2 separate regions of the Homo sapiens genome follow, and region 2 is linked to region 1. The links are chromatin contacts, found by Hi-C or POLR2A ChIA-PET in ENCODE. All regions are on one chromosome and are shown on one strand. The core of a region is the stretch at or near the end of the contact, and the rest is flanking DNA. Distances in the headings are between cores, read along the strand shown.

Evidence for each region. A loop is a pair of places that touch in the nucleus more often than their neighbours do. ChIA-PET counts read pairs that join two places held with the same protein, here RNA polymerase II (POLR2A). Pooled maps may share reads with other maps.
Region 2: a map of IMR-90 shows a loop between it and region 1 (2.1-fold over the local background). The contact joins two enhancer-like sites. A Hi-C loop is called at or near these places in 2 of 168 maps with a recorded cell type or tissue (IMR-90 and PC-3) and 3 of 50 pooled maps. POLR2A ChIA-PET finds 5 or more read pairs at or near these places in 1 of 52 experiments (Panc1).

Annotation. Positions count from the first base shown.
Region 1 is chr7:46,366,290-46,373,391 of GRCh38, forward strand. No RefSeq gene overlaps it. Among named protein-coding and RNA genes, the nearest start is that of IGFBP3, 450 kb to the left of the region's middle. Within about 2 kb of position 3,807, at least 2 of the 41 ENCODE cell types and tissues checked have a DNase peak (open chromatin) inside an H3K27ac peak, as active enhancers do; they include PC-3, where a contact is called at or near this core.
Region 2 is chr7:46,762,336-46,768,566 of GRCh38, forward strand. No RefSeq gene overlaps it. Among named protein-coding and RNA genes, the nearest start is that of SNORD151, 700 kb to the right of the region's middle. Within about 2 kb of position 2,061, at least 8 of the 41 ENCODE cell types and tissues checked have a DNase peak (open chromatin) inside an H3K27ac peak, as active enhancers do; they include PC-3, where a contact is called at or near this core.

The sequences.
Region 1 (7,102 bases), core at 2,557-5,056:
AGAAAAAAATTTTACTTTAAAATTTTTATTTTGAAAAATTAGATTTATTTAAGTTACAATAATAATTTGTTATATATATCCCATCCAGCTTTTCTTAATGTTAACAACACACATAGTCATATACAATGATCACAACTAGAAAATTGAAACTGATATAATACTGTTAGCTGAATTGCAGATTTTATTAGAATTCCAACACTTCTCACTAATGTCCCTTTTCTCTTTCGTGATTCAATTCAGTTTTCAACAATGCATTTGGTCATTAGGCTTCTTAGTCTCTCCCATCTGGATCAGCTCCTGCTTTTTTTTTTTTTTTTTTCTTGTCTTCTATAACCTTGGAGAGTACAGTTTCATTATTTTGACACTCAATTTGGGTTCATCCGCTGTGTCCTCATGATTAGACTAAGATATGAATTTTTGACAGGGATACCATAGCAATGATGTACCCTTCTCAGCACACCATATTAGGTGGTGTGTGATGTTCACATCTCATTACTGATGTTAACATAGATCACTTAGTTAAGAGGGTATCTGCCAGGCAACCTCATGGTAAAGTCATTATATTTCCTTTTATAGTTAGTAAATACTTGGGGGAATGTATGTTGAGATCATATTAATATCTCATTTCCTCTGAAAATTTTACCCACTAATTTTAGCATCCATTAGTGGATTTTGTCTACCACAGTAGTGTTTGCTTTCTGGTGATTTTCCATATACCTCATAAATTCTATGTTTATTAATTGAAATTACTTTGTAAGAACGAGTTGTCCTCCCAATTTATTAATTCAATTACATATCAGTATGTACTCATGAAAATGTATTTTATTCTTTGGATTATATTTCAATTCTATTTTTATTTACTATGTGGCTCAAATTGTTCCTGCGTTAGCCACTGGGAGCTCTTTCAGGTTGGCTCCTGTGTCCTTCCAGCATATTCCTGTTTTCCTTTTTTGTTTTTGAGCACTTCTTTAATTTCTGGTACCAGGAGACGCTTTGGGTTCATCTTATATTTCTTCTACCTGAGTGCTGCAATCACTACTTTTTAAAGGAGTCCTGGTTTCTTTTATTAGAGAGTGGTATTTAGAAATCAAGATCTGGGTGCTAGGTGTGCTCATTCTTATCAGGCCATTGTTGCTTCATGGTCCTCTTTATGGACAGAGCTAGGAAATATGTATATGTGTACTAAACCATGCATACTCATATCTGTTTTTCTACCGTATCTATATAACTGTATTTTTACTGGTATTTTTACTGAAAGTCCACGAGTTCATAATTGCATCTCTGACTCCAGTGCAACACCACAAGCTTCATTCCAGCCTCCTCTTTCCTGATTTGTCACTTCTCCTCTTACAATGAGAATCCTGTCTCTCATTATCTATGATATGTATACTTATTTATTCAACTCTTGTATACATGGAAAGTGGTTTCAGACTTGCTAATGCATTGCCACATGAGAAAAAATTATACTAACTGGAGTACAATGTTTGCCTACAGTTAATTTTTGCCCCTTTATCTTAGAATATCTACTCAAAATACTTTTTTTCCACAGTTACTTAGGTCAGTTCTTTCCCCCGACCCCTTACCTCTTTCAATGTGATTTTGCTATTTACTTGTAATCTAGTTTGGTTCATTTATTAGTGTTTATATTTCAGTTGGGGTTCACCCCACATCCTTGTTAATTTTAATTGTTTTGTGGGAGTATGTGAAACATTACTATGATTTTAAAAGTCAATGTTACAAAAAAGTGGTATATGCAGAGAGGTGCCACTCCCTCCTCCTCTTCCCTCCTACTCTATTTCAGTCTGTGTTTCTTTCACCTCTTCTTTACCGTCTCACCCATAGATCTTTTTCTTTGGTTTCTTGCATGAATTCCATGAATTCGTTTGCACACATAAGCACTTGCATGTTTATTATTATATCCCTTTCCTTTATATAGGAAAGGAATTTTGAATAATATATGAAATAAAGATGAGGAAACTATTCTTTATTTGGCTATCTACACACCATATATAAATTTAAAAGAAAAGATTTTTGTGATCTTTATAATAAAATACATTTGAATCATAGTGGATTGGTGTCTACAAACTACATGTTTGTTTTTATATTCATATTTACATTTCAAACTCAAAGAAGACAAGCATATTAATAGAAAGAAAAAATGGCAAAAACTGCAGACTTCAGTTATCAGGATTCAGTGACAGCTGGCTGCACTACAGCCTGGTTAATGGACATGTAAGACTTCTCCTCCCTGAAAGCCATAATAAAGACACTGTTATTTTAAGGAAAGTAATATGACATCATATTGCTGGAAAATAAGAAGACAATCAGCTGTAATCCAAGGAATACCTTTTGGGTATGAGCATGTGGAGATATGAGGGAAGCATATTTCAGTCTGAAGAAACAGCATGAGCTCAGGAAAGCAGGTGGAACGAGGTTTTGAGAAACAGCAAACTGCCTAGTGTGGTAGTGAAGGGATGCCCTACAGCCACGTTTCTACCAGGCAAATGTATCCCATCATGCAGCTGCTTAACTATCTTAAAAGTCTCCCCGTTAAGCTTAAATGTCCAACAATGTGTGAGAGAGCCCAAACCCTTGGCCCCTTTGTGCCTGTTCCTATCTCTTATCTCTGCTCTGCTCCAATTATTTCTATACCACAGTGATTTTCTTCCAGATCTTCTGATTTAGCACTATCTCTGTGGAGTTCCATGCACACTTCTTCCAATACCAAAAATATTGCCAAGTCATTCTTGGCAATTCCTGTCCCTCCTTTATAATTGTGGTTCTCCTAATGTGGCTTTCCAACCAGCCACATGTGCATCTGGGAATTGTTAGAAGCACAATTCTCCTACCTCAACCCAGACCTCCTGAATCAGAAACAAACTGTGTCAAGACATTCTGCAGGTGATTCTCACGCACACTAATGTTTCAGAACTACTGAAATGTGGTATTATATTTACCATTGAACTGTGAAGACTAATTTTTTTTCCTCGCTCTATCAGAAGGTTTGTATATTTGAAGCTGTTTGTCTTGTTACCCAAACCCATCTTAGAACTCTCAGCACAGTTCCTCATACTGTAAATGAATTTTGAATGAAAACTTGGGTCCATAAATGTTGGTTATAGCCAACTATTGAAGAACTAAAGGATAATAATAATAAATGATCACTTATTGAGCATTTACTATGCACCAGGCATAGTAAATACTATGATCACTTATTGAGCATTTACTATGCACCAGGCATAGTAAATACTAAAAACTTTATTGGTATAAAATTCATTTATTCCTCACTATAAAATGATAACACAATGAAGTAGTCAGGAATAGCTCATTTAGAAAATGAGCTAGGCTTACAGAGTTTACTTGGCTCAATTAAAATTATAGAGCTTCAGAACAGTAGAGACTACATTCAAACTAAATTCTGCCTGATGCTAATGGATTTGCCATTTCTCTAAACCCGCTTGTAATTCATGATTAATTTTAGAGTACTAAAATTTGAAAAGCTGCACATGGTTTGGCACATCAAATTTCTCCTAGTGAAGATAACTCTGTGGAATAAAATCCGTAGTGGAGTGTTGCTCTAAAACTTACTTTAATCATGTTGTATTCACTAGTGGCCTTCTCTTAAGTAATTCTGTTGATTTTAAGCACTTCCTCCAGAAAGAGCTTTTTGCCTGGGGAATAAAGTGCCTTAGTCTGGTAAACTTACCTAAAGAAATATCCAGCAAGCAAAATGAATTGACGGTTAAGGCTCACTATTAAAACTGAAATATCATACTCATGAGTCAGACTTTTCAGAGCATCAATCCTTTGAAGACTGGGAAGCAGACCAAAAACGGCCTCACCTGTCTGTGGACCTGGATCCCCTAAATAGAGAGCCCTCTTGAGGTGTTTTATTCTGCAGATCTCTAGACAAAGCCTGAGCCTGTGAATCAAAAGGCAGTGTATGCACTTTTGTGGAAATGTAGCATGCATCAGCACTTTATTTCTTTTGATGGTTTAATAATATTCTATTGTATGAATACAGTATACTTTGTTTATCCATTTATCAGTTAATGGACATTTGGGTTGTTTTCACTTTTTGAGGATTATGAATAATGCTGTTATAAGTATTCATGTCCAAGTTATTTTGTGAACATATGTTTTTAATTCTCTTGAGTGGAATTCTAGGAGTGGAATTGCTGAGTCATACGGAAACTCGATGTTTAACTTTTTGAGAAACTGCCAAATTGTTTTCCAAATTGGCTGCATTGTATTACATTCCCACTAGCACTATATGAGTGTTCCAATTTCTCTCCATCCTCGCCAACACTCATATTTGTCTTTTTGATTATAGCTATCCTAGTGGGTGTAAAGTGATATCTCATTATGTTTTGATTTGCATTTCCCTAATGACTATGATATTGAGTATCTTTTCATATGCTTATTGGCCATTTGTTTATTTTGTTTGGATAAATAAAATAAATGTCTATTTAAATCCTCTGTCCGTTTTTTCAGTTGGGCTGTTTATCTTCTTGTTGAGTTGTAAGAATTCTTTATTTATTCTGGATACAGGCTCATTATCACATACGTGAATTGCAAATATTCTTTCTTAGCCTATAGATTATTTTCATTTTCTTGATAATGTCCTTTTGTGTGTGTGTGAAGAGGGGAATTACATTTCTGATCTTCTGGGACTCTTTCAGTTTTATTTTATTCATTTATTTATTTATATATTTTTAAATTTATCTTTTATGGGTACATGGTAGGTGTATATATTTATGGGGTACATGAGATATTTGATACAAGCATACAATCAGTAATAATTACATCAGGTTTAATGGGGTAGACATCACCTCAAGGATTTATCCCTTCTTCATGTTACAAACAATCCACTTATACTCTGTTAGTTTTTTAAAATGTACAATAAATTGTTGTTAACTGTAGTTACCCTGTTGTGCTATCAAATACTAGATCTTATTCATTCTATATAACTATATTTTTGTACCCATTAACAATCTCTGCTTTCCCCCTACCCACCCACTATCTTTCCCAGCCTCTGGTAACCATTCTTCTACTCTCCTTCTCCATGAGTTCAATTGTTTTAATTTATTTGGCTCCTAGAAATAAGTAAGTGCAAGCTAAGTTTGTATTCCTGTGACTGGCTTATTTCACGTAACATAATGACCTCCAGTTCCATCCATGTCGTTGCAAATGATAGGGTCTCATTCTTTTTTTATGTCTGAATAGTACTCCATTGTGTATATGTACCACGTTTTCCTTATCCATTCACCTGTTGATGGACACTTGGTTGCTTCCAAATTTTGGCTAAATAGTGCTGCAATAAACATGGGAGTGCAAATATCTCTTCAATAATACTGATTTCTTTTCTTTTGAGTATATACCCAGCAGTGAGATTGCTGGATTATATGGTAGCTCTATTTTTAATGTTTTGAGGAACCCCTAAATTGTTCTCCATAGTGGTTGTACTAATTTACACTCCCGCTAACAGTATACGAGTGTTCTCTTTTCTTCACATCCTTGCCAGCATTTGTTACTGCCTGCATTTTGGGTAAAGGCCATTTTAACTGGGGTGAGATGAGACCTCATTGTAGCTTTGATTTGCATTTATCTGATAATCAATGATGCTGAACACTTTTTCATATGCCTGTTTGCTATTTGTTTGTCTTCTTTTGAGACATGTCTATTCAGAGCTTTTGCTTATTTTAAAATCAAATTATTAGATTTTTTCTTATTGAGTTGTTTGTGCTCCTTATTTATTCTGGTTATTAATCCCTTGTCAGGTGGATAGTTTGCAAATATTTTCTCCCATTCTGTGGGTTGTCTCTTCCCTTTGTTGATTGTTCCTTTTGCTGTGCAGAAGTTTATAAACTTGATATGATCCCATTTGTCCATTTTTGCTTTGGTTGCCTGTGCTGGTAGGGTATTACTCAAAAAAACTTCTCTCAGACCAATGTCTTCGAGAGCTTCTCCAGTGTTTTCTTGTAGTAGTTTTATAATTTTGGGTCTTATATTTAAGTCAAGCTTGTCCAACCCATGGCCCATGGGCCACACGCAGTGCAGGACAGCATTGAATGAGGCCCAACACAAATTTGTAAACTTTCCTAAAACATTATGAGATTTATTTATTTATTTATTTTTACTTCATTAGTTATTGTTAGCGTTAGTGTATTTTATGTGTGGCCCCAAACCTTTCTTTTTCTTCCATTATGGCCCAGGGAAGCCAAAAGATTACACACCCCTGATTTAAGTCTTTTATTCATTTTGATTTAATTTTTTTGTACGTGTGAGAGATAGGGATCTAGTTTAATTCTTCTGCATATGAATATCCAGCTTTCCAAGCACCATTAGTTGAAGAGACTGACCTTTCCCTAATGTATGTTCTTGGCACCTTTATAAAAAAAATGAGTTTACTGTAAATGTATAGATTTATTTCTGGGTTCTGTAGTCTGTTTCATTGGTCTATGTGTCGATTTTTATGCCAGTACCATGCTGTTTTGGTCACTATAGCTCTAGTATAATTTGAAGTCAGGTAATATGAGTCCTCCAGTTTTGTTCTTTTTGCTCAGGGTAGTTTTGGCTATTTTGGATCTTTTGTACTTCAATATAAATTTTAGGATTATTTTTTCTATTTTTGTGAAGAATGCCATTGGTATTTTGATAGGGATTACATTGAATCTGTAGATTGTTTTGGGTAGTATGAATATTTAAAAAATATTGATTCTTCCAATTCACGAACATGGAATATCTTTCCATTTCCTGTGTATTATTTTGAATTTCTGGCGTCAATGTTTTATAGTTTTCATCATAGAGATCTTTCACTTCTTCAGTTAATTCCTAAGTATTTTATTTTATTCATAGCTATTGTAAATGGGATTACTTTATGATTTCTTTTTCAGATTGTTCACATATAGAAATGCTACTGATATTTGCATGTTGATTTTGTATCCTGCATCTTTAAAGAATTTATCATTTTTAATAGTTTTTGTGCAGTCTTTAGGTTTTTCTAAATATAAGATCATATCATTTGCAAGCAAAGATACTTTGACTTCCTCTTTTCCAATTTAGATGCCCTTTATTTCTTTCTCTTTTCTGATTGCTCTGG
Region 2 (6,231 bases), core at 811-3,310, 390 kb after region 1:
TTTTTCATATAGAATAGATTTCTTTACACCACACACTTGGGCTATTTCTTTTTGTCTTTCACACATGAGCCACGTGTTCCTTCTCTGTCTTCTGCTCATGTCCTGTGTTCCTATAATACTTACTGATGTGCACAACCATTGTTTCCTCACTGGTTTAAAGGTCCCAAGAGCACATGTGCTGTGTTTATTTCATCATTAAAACCCATCAGCTACTGCAGTGTCTGGCAAAATATAGATGATCTATAAATATTAAACTTAGTGCTCTGTTAGGATAACAGATTTTGAAAGAATTTTAGAGGTGTTTCCTGAAAATGGAGGGCAGAGATTTGGCTTATCAAGATGAATAAAAAGAGCTGGGGAGATGTCATGGAGGCTCCTTCAGCAGCGAGTGGCTGATGACAGCAAATTAATGTACTAGAAAGGTTGGAAAACCAACCAACACAAGTATATGCATCTGGGGACTAATCAACACATAGGACTAGCAACTCAGCATTTATTTTTCTTTTCCATCTGTTTTATGTATATCGTGAATGTATACATCCATGTAGAAGAAAAAAGACAAATATATTTTGGCTTTAAATTACATTAAGTTTGAAGATCATTTTGAAATCATTTTGATCAGTATACGCAGCCTAAATACTTTGACTTCATGGCATTCCTGCATCCTGTTTTCTCCGCATATGCCTAGTGTTCATAGTGGGAATCAGCTCTTCCCCAAAATAAAGCAAGAAAAAAATTTTTATTTATCTCAAAGTTGTAACGGGTATGCAGATTCAAAGTTATTTTCCAACCCCTCTAAAGAATAACTGTTGATGTATTTTTTGATATTATTCAAGACAAAACAATATATTTTCATTGCTGATGTTGATCAGTAGCTAGTTTTTTAGACTAGTAAATATACAAATAAATGAGAAAATACTTGTTTTTATGATTAAAATATTTTTATAGAAAACATCTAAAAATTAACGATGAAATTAATTTATGGTGTCTTTTACAAGTTTTGGAGCACAAATAAGGAAATATTTAACAACTGAATTTTAAATTTACCAAAGCACTTTGCAAAGGATTTGGTTATTTAGGGAATTTTTTTTCTAACTTTGTAACAACAAAATAAATGTGGATGAAATTCAGAAACCTTAGGCAACATCCATTGTTTCACAATAACTATGGGCACCAGAGTCCCCACAGGTCACACCATGTGTAAATAATAACACCAGCTATACTGGGAAGTTGAAATGCTTCCATGTGTAACAGTGCTGGGGGCGCTTCTCTGAAAACGGAACACTCGACATGGAAACTTTTTATTCCCTAAATTGTTCCAGATAGTTGGTGACAGATTTAAAGTATAATTGTTTAACATGGACAAGTAAAAACATTTTTCAGAAAGACAAAATGTTGTGGCAGTATTTTTTTCTTCTTCTGATAGAATCTTTATTTTAATCAGATACCTACTCCCCCAGTCAACCTGTTTGCCTCCGGGAAAGCATAAACTCTTTCTTAGACCCCTGGGCACAATGAATTTAACTACAGTCACAACCTGTCCCCCATCAGTGGGTCTTAGCAATGGGCTTGTAGAACAATTAAGGCCAAATGAAAGCATGAAGATATTTCCCTGTGGCCTCTAGAAAAATTATCTTTTGGTTCTCATCCTCTCTCCCTCTTCCCTTCTTTCTCCTCTCTTTTCTACCCCCACTTCTTTTTTCTCTTCCTCCTCCTCCTCTTCCTCCTCTTCTTGTTCTTCTTGTTCTTTTTCTTCTCCTCTTTCTCCTCCTCCTCCTCCTCCTTCTCCTTCTCCTCCTCTCTCTCTCTCCATGTTTTAATGCAAAGATGTGAAATACTGAGAATGGAGGACAGAGATATGAATGGGCAATGGCCAGACCAGACATAAAAATAAAACTCTGACCCACAATCTGTGGCAAACTGCCCAGAAAGCCAACTCATACACTACAGTACCAGCCCAGGAAACCAGCCTGAGATCTATGAGTCAGACTCATAGGAAGCCAGACCACTCTAACAACTGGTTCAGGAGGCTAAACAATAACCCCTGTAATAATTAGTCCCAAAGGGCTAAGACATGATTGATAACTGGCAGCTTCCCTGATATTGTCCCTGCTTTCAACTAAGGACCAACCAGAGAAAGCCAAATATGCTTCCCTAACCAATCACGTAGGCAGCCTCTCTTCTAGTGAGCCGCCTCAGCTTTCCAAGGCAGGCTGTCTGAACTGCAACAGGGCTCACCTGTTTCCCACTGTGAAGCTTCCCCTCTCCTCTGCCTGCCTGTGATTCTTGGCCAAATGCGGTGATGGTGGCTGGCCCCCTTGCTAGAGCAGCTCTGGGTGAATGGCCTTTGCCTGTTCTCATTGGGAGATCTTCATTTAGATGATACTAAACAGATCATCTCTCTGCTAGTACAGGCTTAAATGGATGTGCATAAGAGAGCATCCCAGAGAATCAGAAGTGGGCCCTGACTGAGCACATCCTGAGGCCTCCCTGTCTCAGATCCCCAAGTGGCAAACTCATAAATGTCTTTCATTATTAGTGCCAATTTCCCTTTGTGTTTCTATCACTGATTTTAAGTCAACATAGAACTTAAAATTGGGAGCGCTAACATAATAGACTAAAATGTCAAGCTAACTGAGGGAAGGGCAGCAAGGACCCCCATCTGCTAGGTTGGGAAATGGATTAAAGCACTGTGTTATGGGCCAAACAGTACTGCTGCATTTGGGAATATGGCAGGAAACCAGACATTTAGGAGAGGACTGTATTCAGGCAATTGTGAAAGGGAGAATATTTATTAATAAAAAAAAAGGAGGGTCCTGCCTGGCGTTTTAAGGCAGCCAAACAAGAGAGCTAAATGTAGCCTTATGAGAGCCATAAGGAAGGACAGAGATGGCTCTTATTTGGCAATATGTGGGGGCAGGCTAGGGGGATTTCCAGGAGCACAAGGGCTCAGCTGAAGTTCAGCGTTGTCATCAGCGTATGTTGATTTGTAGTCTTCCTCAAACCCCGAGTCAAGTAACAGCAAGGCTTGAAGATGACCTGTCTGAAAGTAAAATGGCAAGAAAGGCCAAAACTCTCTTTGCCAGTGGAATACATTTCAAAAATAAGACAGAAACTTAAGCCATTTCTTGGAGTTAAAAAGATACCATTTGATCCCAAGTAAAAATCTGTGTTAGGAGACTAGGTAGGTAGGTGCAAAGTTTAGCAGGAGATAGATGAGACATGAAACAAATTTGAACCCTGCTGTATGAGTTCGTTCTCACGCTGCTAATAAAGACATACCTGAGACTGGGTGATTTATGAAGAAAAAGAGGTTTAATGGACTTGCAGTTCTGCATGGCTGGGGAGACATCACAATCATAGTGGAAGCCAAAGGAATACCAAAGGCACATCTTACATGGCAGCAGGCAAGAGAGCATGTGCAGGAGAACTCCTTTTTATAAAACCATCAGCTCTCATGAGACTTATTCACTATCACAAGGACAGCACGGGAAAAACTCACCACCATGATTCAATTACCTCCCACCAGGTCCTTCCCACAACACATGGGGATTACTACAATTCGAAATTTTGTTGGGGACACACAGCCAAAACATATCACCTGCTGAGCACCCCCTTAGGCACTGTTGACCTGCCAGAGGGCAAGGCAGTTTCTGAGAAGGTACAACTCAAATGTATCCTGATTCCACGATCTTTTTTTTCATCTAAATGTCCCAAAGCTGTGGCTGGAAGAAAGTTGAGTCTGTTAAGCTTGATCCTAGGGGGACAGTGGCAGCAGCATGTTGCTAAGAGACAGAAATTTCCAGACTCAAAGGAAAGGGGCAGACAAGACCATTACTTGACTAGAAGAAGATAGTAACCATTTAAAGGATTCAAACTGCCAAAGAAATCCAAGTCTTGGCTTGTGTACTTCTAAGGTGAGCACCCTCACAGCATCTCCTCAGCTCAATTTGCAGCAATAAGATTTACATTATTAAAGTAGAATCGGGAAGGACGTCCGGTACCTTAGCTGCAATTCAGTGGGTGAGGTGAGCCTTCCCAGGGCAGATTCGAGCTGCATGGTCCTCAGGGCAGTGGAGATTCTTAGAATGAACAGTACCAGGAGGCTGGATTTGCTGAACAAGGTGTCCACTCTGTACCTAGGCAGGGGAACTGGCAACAACTGGTCGTCAGAGTGTGTTTTTCATATTGCTTCATGTAAGAGTGACTTTTTGCTACTGCGATCTCCCCTTTCAATACCACTACATGTTGGGTTTTGCAGGGTGAGTTTTGTGGTGATAGGAGGAACATGACAGAGCAGAAGCTGCATGAGCCAGATATTCTGGACTTGGTTTTGAATGCAGTATTGGATGAGGCTTTGGGTTTCTCTGTTTGGCAGAGAACTCAGTATGTTTTTTGTGGAGATGGGCATTTTACATGTGAAATGAAGAGAAGGAGCATGAATCTGTGAACGATGGGTCTCCCAATATGAGTTGTGGGCTGTTGTATGAATTAGGGTTGTCCTTACACTGAGCATGCCGTGAAGTCTAGGCCTTCATGCTAGGGAGTTCTGCCTCCTCGAACAGTCCCAGCCATGCAACTCTATGCAGACTGCCTCTATGAGGCCTGTGCATGGCAAGCTGGAGCCACTCTGCGTGGATGTCCCCCTGAGGTGGGGGTTATGCAGGAAAGAACATATTGATAAGATCTGGCAATAAGGGACAGCTTCTGAACACTCTGGGAAATATTTTCTGACTCTGAACAGAAAAATAAAAAACAGCTTCTCTGAAAGTGGCATTACACAGATGTGGGCTCTAATGCTGCCATCGTTATTTTCTCCCAGCCTAAGAACAGAGTCAGCAAAGAGAATCCCAACCAGAGGCACTCCTGAAGCAGAAGGGCAGCTGTGAGACTCTGCTCCTGACCTTGGGGTGCTGGCTTGTGGGAAACCATAAAGCTCATCACCCTTAGACCACTTTGATTTGGATTTCCTGTTCCTTGCAGCTGAAATTTCCTAAAAGTTCAAACTCACAAGCCTCCAGTTATTTAATATGGTGTTTACCCAGCAAGGTTTTGGCTCTCTGAAGATCATTTTGTTCATGTATTTATATTCTTCACATTGTCAAACAATATAGTAAAGACAATAAATGGCAATTGTATTTGATTACTAGATCAAATGGGTAATGTTCATTAAACAGTATAAATACATTGATAAAACAATACAACTTAGTGAAACAATATTAATAAATATTAATATTATGATGAACTCATGTGTCTATCACAGCAGGGGTCATTCATTTGTTTTTCTGTCCATGATCATCCCTCTCCTAACACTAAGGTTTAACCCAGAAACTGCTCAATGATCACATGGGTTTGGATGGATGAGCCGCACTGACATGAGAATGCTATGGATTTCACAATAGATGTGTACCCAGGTACTGCTATGATTTCAAATTATAGTGAGGCTCAGACAGGTTCCACAGATGCTTCCACATCAGACAAACCACAGAAGGTGGAATTAAAATACAAGTCATGTGATCTCAGAGCAGACCCTGCAGCTGAGTGGAAGCCATCCTGATGTCCTCATATCAACACAGACCAACTGAGGCTCTCAGAAGGGCTTGGAATAATGTCCCTTTCTTTTAAAGCTAGTTTCACTGCCCTCTTATGACTTGCTCTTGAATAAAACGTGACTACAACACTAGAGAAAAGCCTCTGAAACCTTTATAGGAAGAAAGTTTAGAAAGTACAAGTGAGGAGACTGATACGAGTAACAATAAAACTCTGGTCTTGTGCACAACCAGCTCTGTGTGAATTATTATTTCTCTATTGCAATTTTCCTGTTTCTATAAATTGGCTCTGTCTAAGCAGCAGACAAGGTGAACCCACTGGGTGGTTACAAATTTGGGGAGCTCATCCAAGATTGCCCTTGTGGCTGCCTGCCCGTGCTTTGGTAGCTTCCCTCCAGTAGTGGATTCAGAGGCCAGCCCAAGAGGCTGCTTAGTTTTCTTGGACTGGGGGCTGACTCTGGTACTGTATCTACTGATGGGGTGCTGCTCACCCTGTGCATGGATTTAATTCCAATAGAGAAATTGTTCTGGGGAGATGTCCCATAATTGTAGCCCTATCCCAGGGTGTCTGTCTGTAGCCCAGTCATGAAATGTCTGTAGCTGTAGCCCTATCATGGGATGTCTGTTTCAGTGAGTATCGTAGGCATTGCCAATGCCTCCTTCCTTCTCCTGATTGATTCTG